Linked DNA regions of Homo sapiens: regions 1 and 2 are each linked to region 3. A link is a contact called in ENCODE Hi-C or POLR2A ChIA-PET data. All regions are on one chromosome and are shown on one strand. Each heading gives the region's core, a stretch centred on a gene start or an enhancer-like site at or near the end of the contact. The rest is flanking DNA. Distances are from core to core; before and after follow the strand shown. Region 1 overlaps LOC105371841 (a long non-coding RNA gene). Region 2 holds the start of CCDC182 (coiled-coil domain containing 182). Region 3 holds the start of VEZF1 (vascular endothelial zinc finger 1).

Evidence for each region. A loop is a pair of places that touch in the nucleus more often than their neighbours do. ChIA-PET counts read pairs that join two places held with the same protein, here RNA polymerase II (POLR2A). Pooled maps may share reads with other maps.
Region 1: a pooled map shows a loop between it and region 3 (2.7-fold over the local background). The contact joins the enhancer-like site here to the promoter of VEZF1 in region 3. A Hi-C loop is called at or near these places in 1 of 50 pooled maps. POLR2A ChIA-PET finds 5 or more read pairs at or near these places in 5 of 52 experiments (B cell, GM10248, T-cell and 2 more).
Region 2: a loop to region 3 is called in a map of mammary epithelial cell, with 2.7 times the contacts of the local background. The contact joins the promoter of CCDC182 here to the promoter of VEZF1 in region 3. A Hi-C loop is called at or near these places in 3 of 168 maps with a recorded cell type or tissue (CD4-positive, alpha-beta memory T cell, PC-9 and mammary epithelial cell), 1 of 37 single-sample maps with no recorded cell type and 8 of 50 pooled maps.

Annotation. Positions count from the first base shown.
Region 1 is chr17:58,231,240-58,234,597 of GRCh38, reverse strand. LOC105371841 (a long non-coding RNA gene) reads right to left here. Exons shown (of 2, transcript XR_934884.4): 2 at 1,019-1,938. Among named protein-coding and RNA genes, the nearest start is that of LPO, 5.7 kb to the left of the region's middle. Within about 2 kb of position 1,722, at least 4 of the 41 ENCODE cell types and tissues checked have a DNase peak (open chromatin) inside an H3K27ac peak, as active enhancers do; they include B cell, where a contact is called at or near this core.
Region 2 is chr17:57,743,705-57,746,874 of GRCh38, reverse strand. CCDC182 (coiled-coil domain containing 182) reads left to right here and starts at 1,576. Exons shown (of 1, transcript NM_001282544.2): 1 at 1,576-2,380. The coding sequence starts at 1,603. The coding sequence ends at 2,064.
Region 3 is chr17:57,986,828-57,990,412 of GRCh38, reverse strand. It overlaps VEZF1 (vascular endothelial zinc finger 1), which reads left to right and starts at 2,159. Exons shown (of 6, transcript NM_007146.3): 1 at 2,159-2,334. The coding sequence starts at 2,302. LOC101929185 (a long non-coding RNA gene) reads right to left here and starts at 2,303. Exons shown (of 1, transcript XR_001752716.3): 1 at 1-2,303. It also overlaps a transcript of SRSF1 not described here. RefSeq lists enhancers at 1,557-1,696, 1,717-1,766 and silencers at 1,917-2,196, 2,267-2,746, 2,827-2,896.

The sequences.
Region 1 (3,358 bases), core at 473-2,972, 240 kb before region 3:
GATGTTTAGAATTCAATTGTGAATCAGTAGATCTTGTAGGTCCCAGTGCCAGTGAGCTTCTGCCTCATTGTACAGTCTTGTACACATTACATACCCTCAGGTTCTCTTTATATAAAAGGGGGATGAGAATCCTATGTTCTTACTCTTAGGACCAGCTGGGATGGGGTAGGGGGACAACTATCCCAAAGGCTGTTTCTCCTTAGTTCTGAGGGACAACCAGAAACAAAAGAACAGGAAGAATCTTGTTGAGAAAGAAGAAAAATTCTGCTGGGAATGTGATCATTCTCTGTCACTCAAGTTGGAAACCAGGGAGACACCCTGGGCATTTTTCTTTTTTCTTTCCCTCTTTTCTCTTCCTCCCCTTCCTCCCATCTTCTTGGTCACTGAATCCTGTCCATTTGTCCTTCATAAATCTCTTGCCTCTGTGGCTTCCTTGACTTCCCCACATTCTGGTTCTGCCCTGCCCTGAATTACCCCCCACTTTATTTATTTATTTATTTATTTATTTATTATTTTTTATTTATTTATTTTTTTTTTGAGACGGAGTTTCGCTCTGTCGCCCAGGCTGGAGTGCAGTGGAATTATCTTGGTTCACTGCAGCCTCTGCCTCCTGAGTTCAAGTGATTCTCCTGTCTCTGGAAGAGGCTGGACTTTTACCCCACTGCAGGGGTTAGAAGGGCCAGTTGAATTTGTAGGATTGTGGTGGAGGCTGGAATGGGGTGAAATGCTCAAATAGTCTGTCTGTGATGGAACCCCTTCCACTCTGGTGGAAACCTGGGGAGGGTGAAGTGGTTATTACCTCTCACTCTTCGCACAGTGCTAAGAAGGGGACAGAGGCTGGGGAGAGGAAGTGAAAGAATCTTCACTGTCCCACCCTCTTTTTCTTCTCTTAATGAATACAGGCTTTTCAAGAGGCTGTAAGCGTACACTGTAGAATGTCCTTCTACTCAGCGAGCAACATGGCCTCTGATATGCCTCTAACAAAAGATAATCATGACCAGGTACCCCTGAAGGAAACTGAGATTCTAAAATTTATTTGATATCTTACTTTTTTAAAGAGAAAAATTTTTATTTTAGAACAATTTTAGATTTACCATATTATTACAAAGATAATACAGAGTTCCTGCACACTCCACACCCAGTTTTCATTATGATTATCTTATTTTACAATGGTACATTTGTCACAGTTAATAAAGCAATATTGTTACATTATTATTAAGTAAAAGGTCAATATCTTACATTTTAACTTTCAAATTCATGCTTTTATGTCCCACTCAAGAAATTATCTGTTTGTTTTTATATAAAAATTTAAAATTTACTTCACAGCAACCTACAGTGGACACACCAAGAATGTGAGCCAAATGTAACCTGTGCTCTCTGTTTTCCGGGCCACTACGGTGTTCCCTGGGGGAGGCGCCCAGCTTGGGCCTACGAGAGTGAGTTCAGAGCGGAGTCGGAAGGAAATCTCATAGGGCCCTAATGACCCTGCTCGGTGGCTGTGTAACCTCAAGAGTTACTCAGTCTCTGAGCCTCGGCTTCCTCTTCTGGTGAGTGGGAGTAGGAGCAGCAGCCTGCCTCACAGGGTGCCATGAGGATAAGCTCGGCTCAGGCATGCAGACACGTAGAGCATGATTCACACGACGTCATTAGCATCAGGAGCATCCCTGAGACAGGAAGGTGAGCAGTGACTTCAGCACGAGCTGGTTCTTGAGAAGTCATGCTTTCACCCTCCCAGCCTCTGAATCGCCACTTCTAATCCTGAGGAGGGTCAGAAGCTGAAACTGAAAAAGGAAATGGCTTCAACCCCACGTCCTCATAGCTGGGTTGCACGCCACAGACAGAGGAGACAGAAAGGGAAAGTTTCTTTTTTTGGCTTCTGCTGCTGGGCATTCTCTCTGTCCTGGTGACTGTGTGGCTCTCCAATGAGCTGCTTGCTATCTGATGGGAAGAAAAAAGGAGATGATGGGGGCCATGGCACCACCCTGTCCCCAAGGAGCCAACTCTAGTTTTGCCCTCTTTTGGTCACATGGATGTGAAAGAGTCCATCTTCAGCCTGAGGACAACAGCTGGCCCAGGCAGGGTTTCTGCTCTTGAACTCGGCAACCTAGGCTAGTTGCTCCCACCTCTCTGAAGTCCCTGTGGACCTGGATACTGCATAGCTGATGATGTCCGTCTGCTGAAATAAAGCCTAGCAGAATTTCCTAGCCTGACAGCTGAAAACCGGCCTGCATTGCTTATAGTAACTCATGTTTTCTCTTTTCCCTTCTTGCTACAGATTTCAGGAGGCCCATTTTGACTTCAGTACCTGGCCCCCCATGAGGTGATGGCCCCACTGTTAGCTTTCCATGTCTAAACTCTGAAATTTTGCCCTGAATTTCGATCCAGTGCCCGAGGCACTGCCACTGCTGGCAATTTAATCATGGTCCTTACTGGATTTCACATCCTACAAATTCAACTGGCCCTTCTAACCCCTGCAGTGGGGTAAAAGTCCAGCCTCTCCCTCCAGCCCCAAGTTCTAAAACGTGGTGCTGGCCCACCTTCATGAACCCTCCCATTTGTGGCCATGTCAAAAGAGAAAATGATGAATGGGTAAGAAAAACAGAAATTGATCAAATCTGCCTGAGATTCTGCCCTCCTAGAACTTATCAAATCTGTAGCAATAAAACTTTACAGCCTCAGATTAGGGATCTGCAATTCCCTGCTCACAGCTGCAATGAGAGCAAGAGACCATGACCTAACAGACTCAATTGGGAAGATTCCCGTTTGTGGGATGTTTTCGATGTGTCACACAACCCTAGATTTCCTTGCTATTTTTATCTTTTGAAACATTCTCCAAGAAACCTAATGTGGAAGTTCCCTCTTTTAACATAATTATGTTGTTTCACTACAAGTTGCTGGGGTTCAAGAAATCATTAATTGGGCTACTTTAAGAGCATAATGTAATTCCAATCTGCAAAAATATAGGAAATATGACATTCTCTAGAAATGGATTTAAGCATAGATCTAGGACTCATAAATAACAAGGCAGTGTTTTGACCCTGGTGATATTTGCCAAGTAAGTATAGCAAGGGGATTTTAGTCAGCCTGGCTTTGCCTCATCATGATTTATATTTGTCTGATTCTTTTAAAAAGTAAGCTTAGAGTTTGAACAACATTTCAGAAGCCTCTGGTTCAGTGATTCCCAAAGGTTGCATCTGAATCAGTGGAAAGCTTGGGAAAAATACAGGCATCCAGACTCTGCTCCTGGTCTACAGAATTCCAGCTCTGGCATTGGAGTTGGAGAACCTCTATTTCTAATAAATCTCCTGGGTGAGTCTGACATACGGGTAGATTTGGAAACTACTAATCTAGCTGAACT
Region 2 (3,170 bases), core at 327-2,826, 240 kb after region 3:
AGATTGAGGCTCAGGGAGATGGGGTAATCTGCCAAAGATAGGTAGATTATAAGTAGAGCTGGGACTCTAACCCAGGTGGTTTGATGCTAGAGTGCTTGGCAATGGTAGATTGAACAGGACTTAGAGCCACTTTGACATGGAAGGGTCTAGGTTGATCCTAAGTTTCTTAGTCTATTGTGTGCTGCTATAGTAAAATACCCGATGCTGGGTAATTTATAAAGAACAGAAATGTATTTCCTTACAGTTCTGGAGGCTAGGAAGTCCAAAATCAAAATGCTGGCATCTGGCAAGGGCCTTCTTGCTGTGTCATTCCACAGCAGAAGACATCACATAGTAGAAGGGCAAAGAGAGGGTGAGAGAGAGACATAAAGGGGCTGAACTTATCCACTTATAAGGAACCTGCTCCCAAGATAACAGTGTTAATCCATTTATCTCTTAAAGGGTAGCCTAATCATCTGTTAAAGGTCCTTCCTCATAATCCTGTTACAATGGTAATTAAATTGCAACATGAGTTTGGGAGGGGACAAATATTAGCATCACAGCACCAGTTGTCTCATGAGGGCTCTGGTGTGTGTGCTGTTCTGGGTTGCTCTCATTAATCTGACAGCAACACTGGAACAGGAACTGGTTTGGGTAAAGAGATCACCAATTCAGCTTTGGATGGCTTGAATTGGAGGCCCATTGTGGGGGAGACGTTTAGATTTGGAGACCAGGAGAGAAGTCTAGGCAAGAGACTGAGATGTGCAAGATGAAGGTTTGTTCCTGACTAAACCAAATGTAGATTAGCTAGAAGTATTTTCCTTTGTTCTAATTATCAGGTAAAAAGTACAAGATTTACCTTTCTATGTGTTGTTTCTCATATTTGTTAACATTCAGGTATGTTGGAAGACCATGCACTCACTTGTTCCCTGATCCTAGTGTGTAGTGAGCACTTAGTATTTATTGAATAAATATGACTAACCCATTTTTACCTTGCACCTGCTGAATCAGCCATTGCTGTGGACCATACATCAAAATCTAAGTACATTTTTCGCAATTTCTAAGATTTTATAGAATTCTGACATCATTATAGGAGTATGGACTTGGAATAAGAGATTACTTTTTAGCATTTTAGAGCTACAAGTGGGATTAGGTATCATCTCTTACAATGTCTTTGTTTTACTAGTGAGGTACTAAAGCCCAGAGACCAGTCCAAGACCATGCAGGTCCCTTGCCAGTGTGGGAGACCACCCAGTCCTGGCAGCCAGTGAGCCTGGCCTGGCCTGCCTTGCTCTGGCCAGTTTACTTCCCTGCTCTGGGACTTGGTTTGTTCCTTAGGTTAAAGAAGAACTTGAGTTCTGGTTCTAGAAGGGTGATGAGTTAAGGATCCACATCTCAGGAGGGCGACTTGGTCAGATAAACAGACAAAGCTCTAGGTAACCAACCAAGGAAGCTACAATATGCAAATGAATGGATTGTGGCTTTCTTTCTGGTTGGCTGAAGGGGCCCTGATGTCACAATTCTAGGGTTTCTCCACTCCGAATGATCGTGTCTCTAGCCAAAAATATTTATTGACCTGGTTGGTCTCTTGGCTTCCTCTCTTTGTCCAACGTAGAAGAGACAATGGAACCCCTCTACCAGGCTGGGTCCATTCTCATGACGGTGAATACCCTACAGGGGAAAAAAATGATAGAGAGTGGCCTCCAGTCTGGAGACTTTTCCCTGTCCCAGTCATGGCCCTCCTGCCTCCCACCACCCGCTGACTTGGAGATCCTGCAGCAGAAGGTGGCCGGGGTGCAACGGGAACTGGAGGACTTTAAGAAAGAGGCATTGAAGTCCATTCATTACCTTGAAGACGCCTTCTGCGAGATGAATGGAGCCCTGGTGCAACAGGAGGAGCAGGCGGCTCGCGTGAGGCAGCGGCTAAGGGAGGAGGAGGACCGTGGCATCGTGCGCAACAAGGTTCTCACCTTCCTGTTGCCGCGCGAGAAACAGCTCCGGGAGCACTGCAAGCGGCTGGAGGACCTGCTGCTGGACAGGGGACGTGACGCCCTGCGTGCCACCAAGAAGAGCCAGGCTGACTGAACCTCGTGGGTGGCACTAGCCAAGCACCAAGTTGAAGATTTTTTTTAACGGAAGGAGAAACCCCAAGTCCCTACCCCCTTGCTTTCCCTTCCTCATTTCCATTGCTTTCCTTCTGCCTAAATAACACCTTGCTGAGAGGCAAAAAGACTTCAATATTTTTTTTGGTGAAATTCCATTTATCCAGCATTCTAAAGGAAGGAGGCACCCCAGTACTGAGTCAGGCCCCTGTAACTTTCACTTGAACTGTTTTCCTGTTTGTAATGGTACTATTGCTCAATGTATACCTCTTTATTTGTATAGTATATTCTTAAACTGATTGTGTTGAACATTCACCTTTTTTTTTTTGAATGATTTGAGGCTTTCATGATTTGAGACTTAACACCTGGTCAACTGATACCACATCACGTAACACATGATCTCCCCAGAGGGGTCGGACTGCTTGCCCGTGCACTAACACTACCCCAGATTGCTCTGTTTTTAGTATTCTAACCCTTGTCTGTATGGTCTTTCTGTCTGCCTCTACTCTTAGACTGTCACATCTCACTTTTCTTTGCTGCCTCTTTCTACCTCTACTTCCTTTCCATTTAGACTGCAGACTGGCCAATCGGAATGACAGAGCTTATTGGGACTGTGTGGGTGGAACTCGCTGAGCTTTAGCAACCGATAATGCAACACCTCTGAGATGGCACTAGGAAGTGGGGAAACTGATTTCTGTGTTCGATCCATGGAGCAGGAATTATTGTCACAGTGCCTGGCCATTTATCAGGCAACACACACATACCATCCCACTTACTTCCATAGGCACCTTGGAGGTGAGTGTTGATTTTCCATGGTTCACACTGGGAGACTGGCCGCAGGAAGGCAAGTCCAGTACCCAAGGTCTGCACACTAGTAAGTGGCAGGGCCATGGTTTAAGTCCAGGTCAGCTGTGCTCATTTGCATCCTGCTGCATCCTTCTCTGCTCCCCAGTTTTGGAACCACTTCAGGCTGTTCATGGACGTGTTCTTCTGGAAGGCTGAGGTTGTCACATGGGTGACTTGGGAGTTCATTAGCTGACACTATACCTTTTATTTCCAATTAGTCTTCTACTTCATCAATTCATATAT
Region 3 (3,585 bases), core at 910-3,409:
AAGGTTAATTTTTTTTTAAAGAATGTTTGAGGAGCAATCAATTCTGATTTTGTCTTATGGATAGAAATAGAATTAGCCATTTTCCTCAAGAAAAGTGATTCTTCTGAATCTTAGCTTTTCAGTAATGAGAACTGGACTGTTTCCACTTGACCTCTATTTCCTGTTAGTGGGAAACCGCTTCCCAGAGGTGCTGTGTGAAAGATTGCTGGGGAAAGGGTTTCTAGATCCCAGCATAACAAGTTCAAGAGTCCAGCGATATTGTCATTAGAATAATGGTCTTCATTAAGTACTAGTTTTCATAATCCTGAAGCTTCATTTTCACCAATTTGAAAGGCAGCTAGGGAGGAGAAGACTATGCAGGGAAGGAGGAAAACTCTGGAGTGCATCACAGAGACCTTGAGTGAGTTAAGGCAGGGAAGAAGCAGATTTGCTATCCACTGAATGAAAATAAGAAGAATTCCATTGTCCAAGGTCAGAGCAAGAACACAAAGGTTTTAGTTTACTTAGTTAATTCCTTAGGTTTGGACATTACAGGAGACATGGGGGTGACCATAGCAATTTAGCTGATAAATGTATCAGAAACTCTTTCATCATTTTCTGTCCCCTCCTATCTTAGGCTGACCGGTTCCCTGATGTGTTACCTGCTTCTGCTACTGATCCAAACTGCAGAACTTCTCATTCATCCCCAAGGCCTCCAGGCAGTATCCAATGGGGAATCAGCTCTAAAAGGAACCAGACCAACGTTTTCCAGCCCCTTCATTCTGGTGACTGAGGGGAGGAAAGAATGGGAGGGGGTATTCTTGTCTAGTGGATGGAAAGGAAACACACTGTCAAATTACTATATCTCCTTGGTTTTCTATTACAGTAGAATTCTCCAGCCATATTTTTATTGTCTATGGGGGAAGTTGGAGATGGTGACCTTGATTAGAAGTGTCTGGAGGGGGATAAATGGAGGGGATAAGATTCAGTTGGTTTTGGAAAATGTTAAAGTCTTAAAATAATGCGTCCATCTGAAGAATTTTTTCTAAAACCAGAGTTTATAAAAATATCACTGATACAGCCTGCCCCCTCATTTCCCTGCCACAGGAGATGTCTTGGACTAGAGACACTTGTTTAATAATAGCTTGTCTCTGATATTCCCAGTAGCTTCCCTCTGTGTGAGGAAAGGATAGAAATGTTCAGGACATCATCATACAGGCTCCTCATCTACAAAGTTCCAGTAGCAGTGACGCCTACACGGAAGACTTGGAACTGCAAACAGGCTGGGGTCACCTCAGTGACATCTGACGCTGTCCAACCAGAAGTTCGATTTTTGTTCTGGGGGTGAAGGAGGAAACAGACTGTACTAAAGGACTAAAATAATTTGTCTATACTATCTCACTTGTTTTTATTTTTGGCGGGAGAGGAGGGGTGTTGGGATAGAATTTCACATCCTATCTTGGAGTGAAGGGGAGGATGGGGAGGCTCAGCCCTTCACCCAAGAATAACCCAGTAATGACATCTCTACGCGTGGGAAGTGTTTCCCTCCACACTGAGAGGATCTGAGGCTGCACCCCAGTGGGATTCCCTGCTTGAGTTGGAAGGCCATCTCGCCATGAGATGCATATCATAGCGAGAGCGCAGAGGGCTTAGCCGGCCGGGGAGGAAATGCCAAAAGGAAGAGAGGCTCGAAGTCGAAAGGGCTTCCCCCAGTTTGGAGGTGGGGACCATGCTGTGCATGAGCGACTGAAGAGCCGAGTGTCCGCCGTGGCCTGTGCCCTCCGCTGAGGGTCTAACAGGGACGCGACGGTGCTGGACACCGTGTCTGAGTCACGGGAGACGGCCCAGCTGTGCCCAGCGGGCCAGCGCCAGACCCTGGCGTCCTCCATCTTCTCTCCTGAGCTCCCCCTGCTCCAGCTGCCTGAGCCACGGACCGCAGCACCACACACCCCCGCGGGGGGGGACGCCGCGCCCCATCCCCGCCCCGGGCCCCACCCCAGCCCCCCCGCGGGGGCCCTGACCCCACCGCCAGCGGGCACTGGCTGAGCTCCGAGGCGGCGAGCCGGCAGCGGGGACGCCCAGAGGGGGTCCGGGCGACTGGGGGCGGCGGCGGCCGGGCCGGGGCTCCCCCCCCGCCCGCGCTCGCCGCCGCGGTGGTGCGTCCCGGAGGTTACCGGAAGTGGCCGCGCTCGGCGCTGCCATGTTGAGGAGCCGCCGCTGCCGTTGCCGCCGCCGCCGCCGCCGCTTTGTTGTCGCCTCCTCCGGCTGAGGAGGCTCCCCGAGCGGGGGGAGTGGGGAGGAGGGGGGTCGGCCGCCGCAGCCATGGAGGCCAACTGGACCGCGTTCCTGTTCCAGGTACTGGGGGCCCCCCCGGGGGGGCACGGGGGGGACAGGGGGGCCGGGCCCCGGGCTGGCGGGCGGGCGGGCGCTCCTCCTCCCCTCCCTCCCGGCTCCGCTCTCCGGCCCGGCCTTAATCCCCCTTTGTTTTTCCGCCCGCCCGCCCCGGCGAAGCGGGGCTGCTGAGGTGAAAGGAGGCGGCCTCACGGGGTGCGGGGGAGATAGCAGGCCGCGGGGTGAACCCGGGGGCCCCCCAGCACACACACGCACACACACACACTCACACACACCCTTCCCTCTCGCTCTGAAGGGGAAGGGAGGAGGCCGGTCGCTGTCACCACCCCGCGGCCCAGAGAAAGGAGGGCGCCGGGCCGCTGGATAGCGCGGGCTGCTGGGCCATTGCGTGCCGGCCCGGTCCCCCACGGTGGGGTGAGGAGGTCCCCAGGTCCTGCCCTGAGTCTCCTCCCCGCCACTTCATCCATCTTTCGCTTGTTCTCTTTTCACCTTCCTCGTCTTTTTGTGTGTGTGCGTGCGTGTGTTGACTTTCTGACCCCCTCCCGTGTCCCCGCGAATAGCGGGTATCCCCAGGTTCCCCGCCACTCCCCCTCACCGCCACCACCCCTCTCGTGTTTACCCAGTTGGGGGGGCGGATGTTGTGAGTGTGTATCCCCTCCCCAAACTTTTTCACTGGATTTACATTTTTTTTTCCCAAGTCTCAGCCGAGCCTTGGCAGCTGACACCTTCTCCCTCTGTCCAGCTCTCCCGCCGTCCCATTCAGCCTGGGGAATCCCCCAGCCGGGCCGGCCCGGGGCAGGCGGGGAGCGGTGGGGGCCGGGACTCCTGGAGGCCCGACCTTCTCCCGAAGCGCTTTTCTTTCTCGCCCACCTCGAACGTTTCCTCCAACCAAGTGGAGAGAGCAAACAAAGTCCGCTTACAAAGCCCCCAGATGAGTCACTCTCTGGGATGTTGGTCTTCGCTTTTTTGCAAGAAACTTGAAAGTGACTGTAGCCGATGTGTTTTGGCAATTCTCTTGCCCGCCCACTTTAGATGGGGGACCCCTGTTTGGCAGATCTAGGCTGGAACTTATTTTTTTCCTACTTCGTTTCTGTTTGCAAAACGAAGCATTCAGTGGGCAGTAGCGATGAGCTCACGGGGAAACTTCGGAACTGGAGGAGGTTAGGAAGCTCGTCACTTTTAAGTGCGTTCTTCCCGCCTCTCTGAGTTATTTTCCTTTGAATACTTCGTGAAATCCCAAACGCGTAGCTGGGG